Linked DNA regions of Homo sapiens: region 2 is linked to region 1. Evidence: chromatin contacts called from ENCODE Hi-C data. All regions are on one chromosome and are shown on one strand. Each heading gives the region's core, a stretch centred on a gene start or an enhancer-like site at or near the end of the contact. The rest is flanking DNA. Distances are from core to core; before and after follow the strand shown. Region 1 holds the start of GREB1L-DT (GREB1L divergent transcript). Region 2 holds the start of ABHD3 (abhydrolase domain containing 3, phospholipase).

Region 1 (6,389 bases), core at 1,919-4,418:
TACTGGGCATGCTGAGGGACATAGAAATCCCAAAGGGAAGACAAGGCAGAAACACAAATTCAGGACACAGGAGTGTGAAATCTTTTTTTTTTTTTTTGAGTCGGAATTTTGTTCTTGTTGCCCAGGCTGGGGGTGCAATGGCGCAATTTGGCTCACTCCAACCTCCGCCTCCAGGATTCAAGCGATTCTCCTGCCTCAGCCTCCCAAGTAGCTGAGAATACAGGTGTGTGCCACCAACACCTAGCTAATTTTGCATTTTTAGTAGAGATGGGGTTTCACCATGTTGGTCAGGCTGGTCTCGAACTCCTGACCTCAAGTGTTCCACCTGCCTTGGCCTCCAAAGGGCTGGGATTACAGGCGTGAGACACTGTACCCGGCTGGGAGTTTGTTATCTAATGAAGATGGCATTGAACTCTTTTCAATCTACCAGGATATATAGATTACTCTCACTTTTACCCTTGTTAGGGACTTGCCTTGTTTACTGACAAATCACCACTACTACTGATATATTGTGCCGTCTAACTCACATTAGGTGCTCAATATCTGTTGAATGGATGAAGAATGAATACCAGAGTCCTGTAATATTAGACTATGGTCCTTGAGTGACTGCCAGATTTGCTTTCACATTTCTAGGGTCTAGTGTACCTGGCACTCAACAAATGGTCCTTGCACTAAGAGAGAAAACTGCACTGGTGGTTTTACTTTAAAGCGGCTCCTTGTTCAGTGTCCTTATCTTTAAATTGGAAGGTGTTTTGCTTCTGCCCAACCCCCACACACTCTACAGACCTTGTGATGGGTTGAGTTTTTCAAAAGATTCTCACCTGCTTTAACTTCTATGAGCTTAGTTTATATTCACCAGGTGAACTTAAAATTTCAGTTTCTACAGCACTGTCTTTTCCACGTGTATGGCCAGTTCTCATGATGAGTTTACTAAGTGACTTTGGATTCTTTTAGCTATTGCTAATCATCTGCACCTTTCTGTTGTAGTTATTTTAAAGCCCGCCCGCGCGCGCGCGCGCACACACACACACACACACACACACACACACACTCTTGAGTCAGGGTCTCTGTCACCCAGGCTAAAAGCGCTGGGACTACAGACATGAGCCACCGCGTGGGGCCAAAAACATACGGATTTTATTTACTAAACCTGTATTGTGTGCATGACCCAGAATTGTGGGAGTACAGCAATGACTGAGAAAGCCGTGTTTCCCACCTTCGTGGCACATAACAATGTTTCTATGGGTTTTTAAAGGCCCAACAACAGGGATTCAATTATAAAATAAAAATATTTCGGTACAAAACATGATTTAAAAAAAGACAACTATGTCTTCCGAGTGGAGGAGGGAAAGGACAATCAAACCTCGAACAAATCGTTTATCTTGCTAGTCACAGCTTAGCTATGCCTTGTTATTTTCCGGTGATTCCAAACTTCCAGTCCATTCCCTCTGCATGGATCAAAAGTGACAGGAAAGAAAAAAATGTATTTCGGATATGGCAAAAAAGAAAAATGCAAGACAAGCAAACAAAAGTACTGGGACATCGTATGAGAACTAGTTTAATTGACAATGTCTTTAAATGGTACCTATCACTTGACAATGATTCCAACCCACCCGGGCCTGGGCGCCGCGGCTGCCTCCCCACTCCCACGCACACGGGGAGCTCCCCCGGGCTGTACTGCACTAAAGGCACTCAAAATACATCAGCCTTTCCTTACCTCGATTCTTCCACCACATCCAGCATGGAGCTGCTGCTTCCAGAGATGTAGTCGCCTATCTGTGGCAACAATTAGTTTTAAAAATGGAGCCGCATCTCTAATAACAAAAGCCTCCAGCTGTGAAAAGTGGAGCTAAATCTCTCTACCGGGCCGCAGCATCTCTCAAGAACCTTTTCCCCGCAGCACCCGTCAAGGCCCAGGGCCAGCTGGACGCGGCTGCCCTGGGGTGGAGCCGTCCCCGTGGTCCCGGGAGGCTACCGACGAGCCGGGGCCCGGGGCCGGAGGGCGTGCTCCTCCGGGAGGTGCAAAAGTCGGCTTGGGCCCGGAGCTCCCGGGTTTGTTTGGTTTTGTCCGCGCCCTGCCCCCACCCTACCCCCTTCATGCAAAAGGCCAAGGGTTTCCGAGCCACCACTGCCCAGGCCGAGTTCACGCTTGGGGCTCTTCAGCCGCCGTCCAGTGAACAGAGAAAGCAATTGCGCAGAGGCGAGAGCAGGCTGAATGAACGCGGGCTCCAGGGGAAATAATTTTTCCTCCTGGCTTCGCGCGTCAGCACACTGGGGTGCAGCCCTCCCTCACAGAAGACCCCCCCCCCGCACGACCCCCTGTACACCCCCGCGGGGCTGCGCGTTCGTCTGTGCGGCGGGGTTTGGGAATGGAGGCGTGAGGACCGCGCATCGAGGGCTCCACAGGCTGGGCGGGGGGCGTCGTTGGAGGGGGGTAGGGGAGAAATGCGCGCCCACCACCCTCACAGAGGGCGAGGGACCCCCAAAAGCCACTCGCGGACGCCGAGGCAGCGGGAAGGCGCGAGGCGGGGCGGGGGGAGGGGGCGCGGGGGTCCCCGCTGCGGAGGCCAGGGCGGGCGGGAGGGGCAGCACCTGAGGAATCCGCCTCCGGCTGCGGCGGCCGCCGCCTCGCTCCGCCCCGGGGAACTGAGCGCGCGGACCGCGCGCCTGCCAGAGAGACGCCAGCCGCCGGCGGCGCTAGCACCTCGGAGTCGGGCGGCCGGAGCAGCGGAGCGCAGCGCGGCGCAGGGAACGGCACTGGGGGTGGGGAGACCAGCCCGGCCGAGCCGAGGGCCACCCCCTGGTCCTCTGCCCTCGCGCCCCGCTAGGGCCAGGTGAGCGGCCGCGGGGACTCCGGGGCGCGGGCAGGAGGTGAGAGGTCGCGAACCGGGCGCGGGAGCTCGCCTGTGACCGGCAGGAGCTGCCCTTTGGCGGGCTGGACGCCCTGGCCGCGCGGGGAAGCGCCGCAGCGGACTTTTCCGGAGGGATGGGAAGCTCAGCGGGGGTGTGAGCGGAGCGCGTGCGGGTGGCGAGGGAGCGCCAGTGCCAACCTGGGAGCCGTGCCTGCCTTCCCTGCCGCCTCGCGTCGCCCACCGAAGGGACCCGGCCGTGCTGTCCGCGCCCAGAGGCCGAAGGCCTGTCACCGGGCTCTACTCGCTGCCTTTGTGGCGGGAGCGAGACGGCCCGGGGGTGGGACGAGGGAGCTGCGGCGCGCCGAGTAGCGCGGGGTCCCCCGGCGGAGGCGGCGAGGGGGCACCTGGTTCGTCTCCCCGAGCCCAGGGGCAGTGAGGGGGTGCCGGGCAGGCGGGCGGGCGACAGGTAGGGCGCCGCGGAGGTGGCGGGGAGAGGATGGATGGAGTTCAGCCTGGGAAAGTTGAGAACGTCCAGAGGTGGCTGGGCGCTCGCTCGGCGTCTGTGGGTTTTTTTCCTCAACACCAAATGTCACTTCGTCACGAGCGGGCGCGCGTGTCTTCCGGCCAGCATGTCCATTTTTCTGTGCATGGCTGAGGACCACTCTTATTCCGAATGAGACACAAAGAGTTGTGTTGACAGCTGACCCTGACACAAGCAGACAGCGAGTGAGGTGCGCCCTGGCCGGGGAGGGTGAGGGAGACTCGTTAAAGGAAATCCATTCCCGCCGTCCCTCTTCCCAGCTCCATTAAGAGGAAACTCCATGTGGAGATTCAGTGCGTGGGGTTTCTCAGTTACATGAGTCCAAGGAACGTCCCCGAACGCGACTCGTTTGCCCGGAACTGCCGCTGCCTCTAACCGAGGCTGCGGGTCCTGGAGAAACTCCTCAGTCTTGCCCCTTTCTCCGGTGAACGTGACGGTTCCAAGGTCCTTATCCTCCCCACCCACTCCTCTGGCCCCGGCTGAGAGGATAGAAACCACATTTTAATTTCTGCTTTTCACACCGTAAGGTGTTTTTTTCCGCCTCCCCCCGCCTCGAGGCGGGAATCCCTGCTTAAATCACATTTTTAAACCTAGCCGTTTAAATACAGGGAAGAGCTTTCCCACAAAAGGTTTTTGAACTCAGTCCCCCTTAATAAAACCTCTCATTCATCTATATATGTTCTTAGACTTTAAATCCTGGAACTCTGCTTTGAGTGTTGTGACTGTGTTGTTTCTTCTCTTTGCTGAAATTTTCTAGGAGGTTTTGTGAATGATACTGAAAAATTATTTAAAAGAGAAAAAATTAAATTGTTGAAATATTTAGTAATACAGTTACATGCATATAGGTATGTATTTCAAGAGGAAAATGTTTAATGAATGAATATATAAGTAGGGTAAACATTTCAAACAACAGTGAAGAGTATACAGTGTAAATTAAGCCCTCTTTCCTCTCCTCCATACAAGCCTTCATCCTTCTCAGAGGCAGCCACTGTTGTATATTTTTTGTATATCTTTCCGTAAGTCTATTAAAATGGAATTACATTATAGATGATGAAAGGGATTGAATATAAGACTGAACTATATATTCGTGGTGATGACCATTAACTTGATACCCACTCATGATGACATGAGATTATTTAGCCAAATGTGGACAATTATTACCTTGAAGATCAGTTAGAGGGCTAAAAATCTTAGAACAGTATGCAGTGGAAAGCAAAACTATTAAACTAATATCTCCTCCTGCACACACACCAGTTTCCCTACACTGGTTTTTGCAATCTTTATTGAATTTTTCCTCCATTTTGGAATTCTTTATGAAGTAGAGAATGAGAACTGTAGTAGTTTACTTTGTCTACCGCAGTGTGTATCTGAAAACACTGAAAGGGCGTGTGTATACTCCCATTGACATGACATAATATAAAGATGTTAGTGGTAAAGGATAAATACGAAGGCCGAGTTTCAGATGTTTGGTTGCATCTCTTAATTCTAGGCCTGGATTTGCCACAAACCCGCCACACGACGTAACTTTTTTTTGGAAAACTTTGTTTCCCACTCAGTTAGATAAAGGAATTGAACTATGTGATTTTTAAGGGTCCTTCGAACTCCAGAGTTCTACGATTAAAATAGTTGTCCTAAAACTGGCTAAAGATAACCATTGGACTGTGGATGTTAGACAGTGGGGCGACAAAAAACATTCCTGAATGGTGGATTCATGAAGAGGAGGTTAGAGATGTTTAAACTATATCCCTGCTCTTACGAGTTTGATGTCATTGGAGAACAGCTACTCTCCTTACCCACAGAATGTGTGTTTATGTTGCTGATAGAGGCCAAACACCGGGCTGAGGGCCTCTCATGTCACCTTGTGTGGCTAAGGAGAGTGAATTCTCCTCGCAGCCCACAGTGTCATTTTTAGGAAAATTACTCTTACCAAACTCTTCTTTTTGGTAAAGTGGAAATTAACTTTACCTACTTGAAAGAGACTTGACATAATTTAATTTATACTTCTCTGAAGTGTTTAGATTATGAACATCCCTTATAGCTAAGATATTTTAGTTACTTGATAAATATTCACCTAGGGAGTATGTTCTTATTAGGAAACTTCTAATTTGTAAAGTACCTGCAGCCTTTGGGCTAATGATGGGGACAGGAGTTAAGGAGTGATTGTAAGGTTGTGAAAGTAAAAATTAGCTGATTTTAGTGACTGCGTATGGTCTAAATTAAGGGATTTCAAAGGTACACTGTAAGCGATGATTGCAAAAAGTGTTGATGTTAAGATAGAGATCTCATACTGAAAGCTAAAGCTTTCTAAAAGCACCGCTGATGAAACATATGTAATTATTTTGAATAAGTCTAATATAAATTATAAATTCGCTGTAGGAATTGTTTGGGATCCTAAGAATAAGAACTAGAAGAATATATTTGTAAGGGTACTTAGAGTAATATTGATTGATTAATGAAGCTGACAGAAACAAAAGAAAATTCAATACCAGTAGTGAAATTCTTCAAAATGGTAATGGTTTTTATTTTTTCCAGCTCCCTTCCCAATCTTGCCATATGAATGAATATTTTTACAAATGTTTTATATTGCAGATAATTTTCACCCTGTTTTTTATAAACATTTTTTCTATAGCTTACTTCCCATTATTTACAATAATTTTATAAAAGTTTATGCAATGGATGTTCATTATTAACTTAAGCCTTCCTGTTTTTGATTTTGCAGCATAAAAAATGTAATGCCTATTCTTTTTTTGTTTTGTTTTGTTTTGTTTTGTTTTGTTTTGTTTGAGACGAAGTCTTGCTTTGCCACCCAGGCTGGAGTGCAGTGGTGCGATCTCCACTCACTGCAAGCTCCGCCTTCCGGGTTCACGCCATTCTCCTGCCTCAGCCTCCCTAGCAGCTGTGACTACAGGCGCCTGCCACCACGCCTGGCTAATTTTTTGTATTTTTAGTAGAGATGGGGTTTCACTGTGTTGCAGGATGGTCTCGATCTCATCGAT
Region 2 (6,389 bases), core at 2,074-4,573, 460 kb after region 1:
CTTTACGCCTTCCAAAGTGCTGGGATTACAGGCATGAGCCACTGTGACCAGCCTAAAATTATTTTTTTAAGGTAAACTTACCATCAGCTTTTCACACAAGTGTTTCAAGTTTAACAAAAGATACAACTCTACTTTAAATACAACTCACAGAGTGTTCCATTACAATAATTATCAGCTAAAAAAAAAAGCTGAGGCACAAAAAAGCAGTACCTTTTATAATGACTCTAAGATTCTAGAGCTGAACTTGAAACTCAAAGTTGCTAATCACTTGCAAAAAATTAAATTGTACCTGGTGACTGAGCTTAATAATGGTTACTCAGAAAAGCTGTGGCATCAACAACTGGAGACTAGCCAAGTGCACCTGCAAACTCAGGTGGTCAGAAGAGGCAGAGATCACCTTTGATAAATAGGGACAACCTACAAGCTGATTCTGAATATTTTTTGCACTTGGGAGCTGAGCCAGGGCGACAAGATTAGTGAATCCAGGCCCCAGAATGTGGCATGACGGCCACTGTGTACTCTCTCAGGGGTCTGTAATTGCTGTTCTCCCTCCATAACACACTCTCCATTGGGGTGGGGATGGGGGGAAGGGCTCAGTCAATGCTCAGATGATTCTAATTTCATTCATTAACTCAGCCTAAATCTGCAGAGTGTCTACTATGCTAAGTGACATTTCTTGTGAGATGATTCAGTTATGCATCTTCCTGAAAAGAAAGAGGAAAAAAAGAATGCAGAGAAAAATAATAATTTAAGGGACTGCTTTTCTATGCAAGAAGTACTAAGTATTTCTGAAACAAACATGTAGATATATTTGTACTTCATTTGGAATGGATCAAGTGAAAAAAAAGAAATCTTTTACTGGTACCTGTATCCTAATTCTTCACTAAGATGGATCATATGAAGGATATATGACTCCTTGCTTGTTCCCGTGAGGCCAGGCAACAATAAGATAGTAGGTCTGGTGCTGGCATCCATATAACACGTACTGTTATCATTATCAAACCAGTCCAGTGAAATCTGTCCTCCATCTGCAGTTTTAATAAGTTCACTGAAAGGAATAATTCAGAAGACATTACTATTTACATGTTTTAAGTCATGTCTTAATTTTAATTCTAAACACATGACATTATTTGCTCATCAAAAAATAACATTTTTCCAGCATTCACGAACACACACCCATATCTCGATCTACATATCATTTTCTTTCATTAGAAGGATTTTATGAAGATTAGTACCATCAAGTATTTCCAGCAACCTCCGTACAAGGTCGTATATAAAAATGAACTGCTAATTATTAAGATAAATGAATACTTACTCATTACTCCAAAACATCCAGCATTTAACCCTTGTTTGATTGAGGTCACTCAACTAATGCGACAGGGAAGTCTGAGTAAGTAAAATGCTGATCTAATCTCTGACCACTGCTCTAGCTCTTTGGACTCAATAATGCAGTCTCCTTGTATAGTATACTTCAAGATTTTCTTCTGAAATAATTTAAATTATTTCTCACATAGTATTCATGAACTTACAGAATTTTCCCAAACAAACAGTGCAAGTTCCAGGCAACAAAATAAACTCCAGAAGGATAGATGACTAAGGGAAATTAATAACAGGCACCATTTAAATCTGGTTCCTGATAAATCCTGGACCGTATCTTTAACACATCAAGAGCTATTATCATCAAGATCCCATTTGCCTGTCAATAGGAAGTCATTTTACACCAATAAATCGCCCAAAACCCAAATTAAGTGGCATCCTTCTCACCCCACCCCCCCCCCCAGTATCTGCTACTTATCAATGAATGAATGCAGATCATCAAAAGATCTGGGTCTTTCTGACAGATGTATGACAAACTGCGAGACAGTAATCCCCAAACACTTCTCTCATCCTAAAAATAAACCATTTACATCAGGTTGGCGGTTAGGGCGGGGACCAGGAGGCAAATACCTGCAGCTGGGGTATTTTCCTGCAGCTGGGGGTGGAGCCGGGGACGTACCTTCCATTTTCATTCCCTCTTTCTGTTCTATATACTTCCTAAAGCAGATTCTATTAACCAAGAACTGGGAATAAGCAAGCAAGCAAACAAACAACCTGTGATTTTGCAGAAATGACTGAAAACGGAAATTCACTTACTTCCTGTACTGCACCGGGGGCTTCGAAGTGATGAAAGGTCTAAGCAGGGTCTGTCCTCGACCCTCCCAGCACCAGACCGTCGGGTAGTACGTTTCTGTAACCACGGGACAGTGGTCTTGAAGGAAGCGGCTGAAACTCTCACCCCCGGTCACTAACTGGGGTTTCTGAAGGGAAAAGCAGTATCAGAGAAGGGCCCAGAGCAAAGTTTCTGCCAACCGTAAACCAGAAACCGGCAAAGACTTGTCGCTCGCGCGCGCGCTTCCTCCGATTACAACTCTTTCTGGAGGGCTGACGCAAAAAATTCACAGTCACAGAGGACTGAAACGGGGGTTTCGCCAATGCCCCGAGGGGAAGGCGAGAATCGCGATAAGGGAGTTTGTTTGTTTTTAACTCCGCCTCCCGGGTTCAGGGGATTCTCCTGCCTCAGCCTCCCGAGTAGCTGGGATTGCAGGCGTCCGCCACCACGCCCGGCTAATTTTTTGTAATTGTAACGGGGTTTCACCATTTTGGTCAGGCTGGTCTCGAACTCTTGACCTCAGGTGATCCACCCGCCTCGGGCTCCCAAAGTGCTGAGATTACAGGCGTGAGCCACCGTGCCCTGCCCGGAGTCATTTTCAAAAGCGCCACGGCGTTCCCGAGTGCGCCGCCGGCTTCGCGATCGGTGACCGGGCAGCGCCGCAGCGCAGAAGTCAGCCGGGTTCAGGCTGCGCTCCGAGGACCACCCGGCCGGGACCCCCAGGGGGCGGGCGAACGGGCGGGGCCTGTTGGCTTTCCCGCGCGCGCTGGGGGCTGCCGCTCGGGAGCAGCTCGCCGCCTATCCCCGGGGCTGCCGACCGCCCCTGGCCGCGCAGCCTCGCGCCGCGCCTGCTACCCTAGCTCCTGGCCCAGCAGCCCGCGGCCCTGCGCCACCCCCGGCTCACCTTGGCAATGCTGCTCAGGTAGTAGAAGGCATAAGCGACGCTGAAGCCCAGGATAAGGGATAAGCCCACCCCCGAGCCGAAGAACCCCACCCGGACTTGGTGTTCCAGGTAGAGGGAGAGCTCCCGGGACAACATCCGCAGGTCCATGGCCAGGCGCTGCATGGCCCCCGAGCGCGGCGCGCGGGTCCTGCGGCGGGAGGAGAGCCGGCTGGCGAGCGGGCGAGAGCGGGCGAGAGCGGACGCGGCGCCGCTGCCTACTCCCGACCACAGTGTCTCCTGCCTGGCGGAGCGCGGCTTCCGACAACGGGCGGGGCGGAGCGGCCCAGGGAGGCGTAGCCCGAGACTCCAACGCCGCCCGCTCCGCCCCGGCTTCCTGGAGCCGCCCCCACTGCCAGCCACTCAGGAACCTTCCAGAAGCGCGGTTCCAAGACCGGCCACCGGGAGGGCGGGCGGACTGGGTTCTCCCAGCTAGGTCGCAGTGGGCGATGGGGATCCCCAAGGGTGGGCCGAGAGCTGACGGATCGGCAGCGCTGGTTAAGGCCCCGCACCTGCAGCCCCAGTGACCTTGAACGATTCCGCTCTGCGGCGGGTGTCCCTAAACTAGCAGTTTAGGGTGTCAGGTAAGCGTGCCTTGCATTCAAAGATTTGGGGAGTTAATGCCAAAGATATGTTAGCAGGTAAGAATCCCACATCCTCTAGACGTTTGCGTTGGTCCTCAAGACTATGGAAAGAGAAAAAATATTCTATGAGCATTCAACAGTGAGGACATCATACTCGACTCTGAATCACTCTGTGAATCTTTTTAGTTGCTAAGTGTCACTTAAATGAGAAGTGGTCTCTGAAAATAAATGAAAAGGTCAAGAATAGCAACCGGGATTCAATTGTTAAAAGCCTATTTGTGGTTCATTAATGCTTTGAATTTAGAGACTTATGGAAATTCACACCGATTACCTAATGTACAGACAAGAAACCATTTATGAAGTAGGGTCTCCTAGGCTTATTTATGGCAATATGATAAATCAGGATACTTATGGTTATCTGAAATGGTTAGAATTTAATAGCCTATTCCTACTCTTATGAACTCCTTCCTCAGAGAGGTAGGAAGAATGGCAAGACTTAAACAGACGAAAGAAGGGAAAGTGCTGTCTAGATTATGAAAAATGCCAAAGGATTGTAAATTAATGATGTAATTTAGATGGGGACATGAGACGGACCAGAAGTGAGCAATTTATTTGGCTCCGATTTGGTCATTGCAACTTGGTGGTTGGCTGCAGCACCCAAAATAATTCAATTACCTTTACTGAGCCTGTTTTTTTCTTGTTTTAATAATCTGTAGCGTAACAATTTCTACTTTATAGAGTTCCCGAGAGGACAAGATAGTGTATATACTGGACTCCCCGTGAGCAGAAGTAATTTTCACGCTCTGGCTCTCACACCTGAGCACACATAGCAAACGTGAATGCATATGCTGGTTGCCATACTTGAAACTTCATAGCATTCTTCATAACCCCTGCACCAGCCTTCTGCACTACCTACCAATAAATGCATGCGTATTTCAGTTTAAGTTTGTTCTGTTTTGTTTTGTTTTGTTTTTTGAGACAGAGTTTTGCTCTTGTTGCCCAGGCTGGAGTGCAATGGCGAGATCTCGGGTCACTGCAACCTCCACCTCCCGGGTTCACGTGATTCTCCTGCCTCAGCCTCCCGAGTACCTGGGATTACAGGCATGCACAACCACACCCAGCTAATCTTGTATTTTCAGTAGAGACAGGGTTTCACCATGTTGACCAGGCTGGTCTGGAACTCCTGATCCACTCGCCTCGGCCTCCCAAAGTGCTGGTGAGAGGTGACAACGTGCTAGCAGCCCTCGCTCGCTCTCAGCACCTCCTCAGGCCAGGGCATCCACTCTGGCCGCGTTTGAGGAGCCCTTCAGCCCGCTGCTGCACTGTGGGAGCCCCTCTCTGGGCTGGCTGAGGCCGGAGCCAGCTCCCTCTGCTTGCAGGGAGGTGTGGAGAGAGAGGCGTGGGCGGGAACCGGGGCTGCTGTGCCCCGCGATCACGGGCCAGCGGGAGTTCCGGGTGGGTGTGGGCTCGGCGGGCCCTGCACTCTGAGCGCCGGCTGGCACCGCCGGCCCTGGCCAGTGAGGGGCTTAGCACCCAGACCAGCAGCTGTGGAGGGTGCCCCGGGTCCACCAGCAGTGCCAGCCCGCCAGCGCTGCACTGGAATTCTTGCTGGGCCTCAGCTGCCTCCCCACGGGGCAGGGCTCAGGACCTGCAGCCCGCCATGCCTGAGCCGCACCCCCCGCCCCACTGTGGGCTCCTGCGGGGCAAGCCTCCCCCACGAGCGCTGCCCCCTGCTCTGCCAAGCCGGGTTCCATCCACCGCCCAAGGGCTGAGGAGTGTGGGGCTGACGGGGCAGTACTGGTGGGCAGCTGCGGCTCCCCTGTGGGATCCACTAGGTGAAGCCAGCTGGGCTCCTGAGTCTAGTGGGGACTTGGAGAACCTTTATGTCTAGCTAAGGGATTGTAAATACACCAATCAGCACTCAGTGTCTAGCTCAAGGTTTGTAAATGCACCAATCAGCACTCTGTATCTAGCTAATCTGGTGGGGACTTGGAGAATCTTTATGTCTAGCTAAGGGATTGTAAATACACCAGTCAGCACTCTGTGTCTAGCTCAAGGTTTGTAAACACACTAATCAGCACCCTGTGTCTAGCTCAAGGTTTGTAAATGCACCAATCAGTGCTCTGTGGGGACTTGGAGAAATTTTGTGTCTAGCTCAGCGATTGTAAATGTACCAATCACCACCCTGTCAAAACGGACCAGTCAGCTCTCTGTAAAACAGACCAGGCAGCTCTCTGTAAAATGGGCCAATCAGCAGGATGTGGGTGGGGCCGATAAGGGAATAAAAGCAGGCTGCCCGAGCCAGCAGAGGCAACCTACTGGGGTCGCCTTCCACGTTGTGGAAGCTTTGTCCTTTTGCTCTTTGCAGTAAATCTTGCTGCTGCTCATTCTTTGGGTCCACGCTGTCTTTATGAGCTATAACACTCACTGCGAAGGTTTGCAGCTTCCCTCCTGAGCCAGGGAGACCACGAACCCACCAGAAGGAAGAAACTCCAAACACATCCGAAGATCAGAAGGAACCAACTCTGGACGCCCCTCTTTTAAGAACTGTAACACTCACTGCGATGGTCCGCGGCTTCATTCTTGAAGTCAGTGAGACCAAGAACCCACTAATTCTGGACACACGGGGATTACAGGCATGAGCCACTGTGCCTGGCCCAGTTTAAGTTTAAAGTGAAAGTATTATCGAATAAAATGTTTGTCTGAGCTTGGGCAT

What was found. A loop is a pair of places that touch in the nucleus more often than their neighbours do. Pooled maps may share reads with other maps.
Region 2: a loop to region 1 is called in a map of chondrocyte, with 6 times the contacts of the local background. The contact joins the promoter of ABHD3 here to the promoter of GREB1L-DT in region 1. A Hi-C loop is called at or near these places in 1 of 168 maps with a recorded cell type or tissue (chondrocyte) and 2 of 50 pooled maps.

Annotation. Positions count from the first base shown.
Region 1 is chr18:21,239,560-21,245,948 of GRCh38, forward strand. It overlaps GREB1L-DT (GREB1L divergent transcript), which reads right to left and starts at 3,169. Exons shown (of 3, transcript NR_183513.1): 1 at 3,051-3,169; 2 at 1,718-1,776; 3 at 1,116-1,448. GREB1L (GREB1 like retinoic acid receptor coactivator) reads left to right here and starts at 2,673. Exons shown (of 33, transcript NM_001142966.3): 1 at 2,673-2,834.
Region 2 is chr18:21,701,451-21,707,839 of GRCh38, forward strand. It overlaps ABHD3 (abhydrolase domain containing 3, phospholipase), which reads right to left and starts at 3,324. Exons shown (of 9, transcript NM_138340.5): 1 at 3,054-3,324; 2 at 2,134-2,297; 3 at 866-1,048. The coding sequence starts at 3,215. It also overlaps a transcript of MIB1 not described here. RefSeq lists enhancers at 2,052-2,201, 3,662-3,731 and silencers at 2,722-3,491, 5,805-6,005.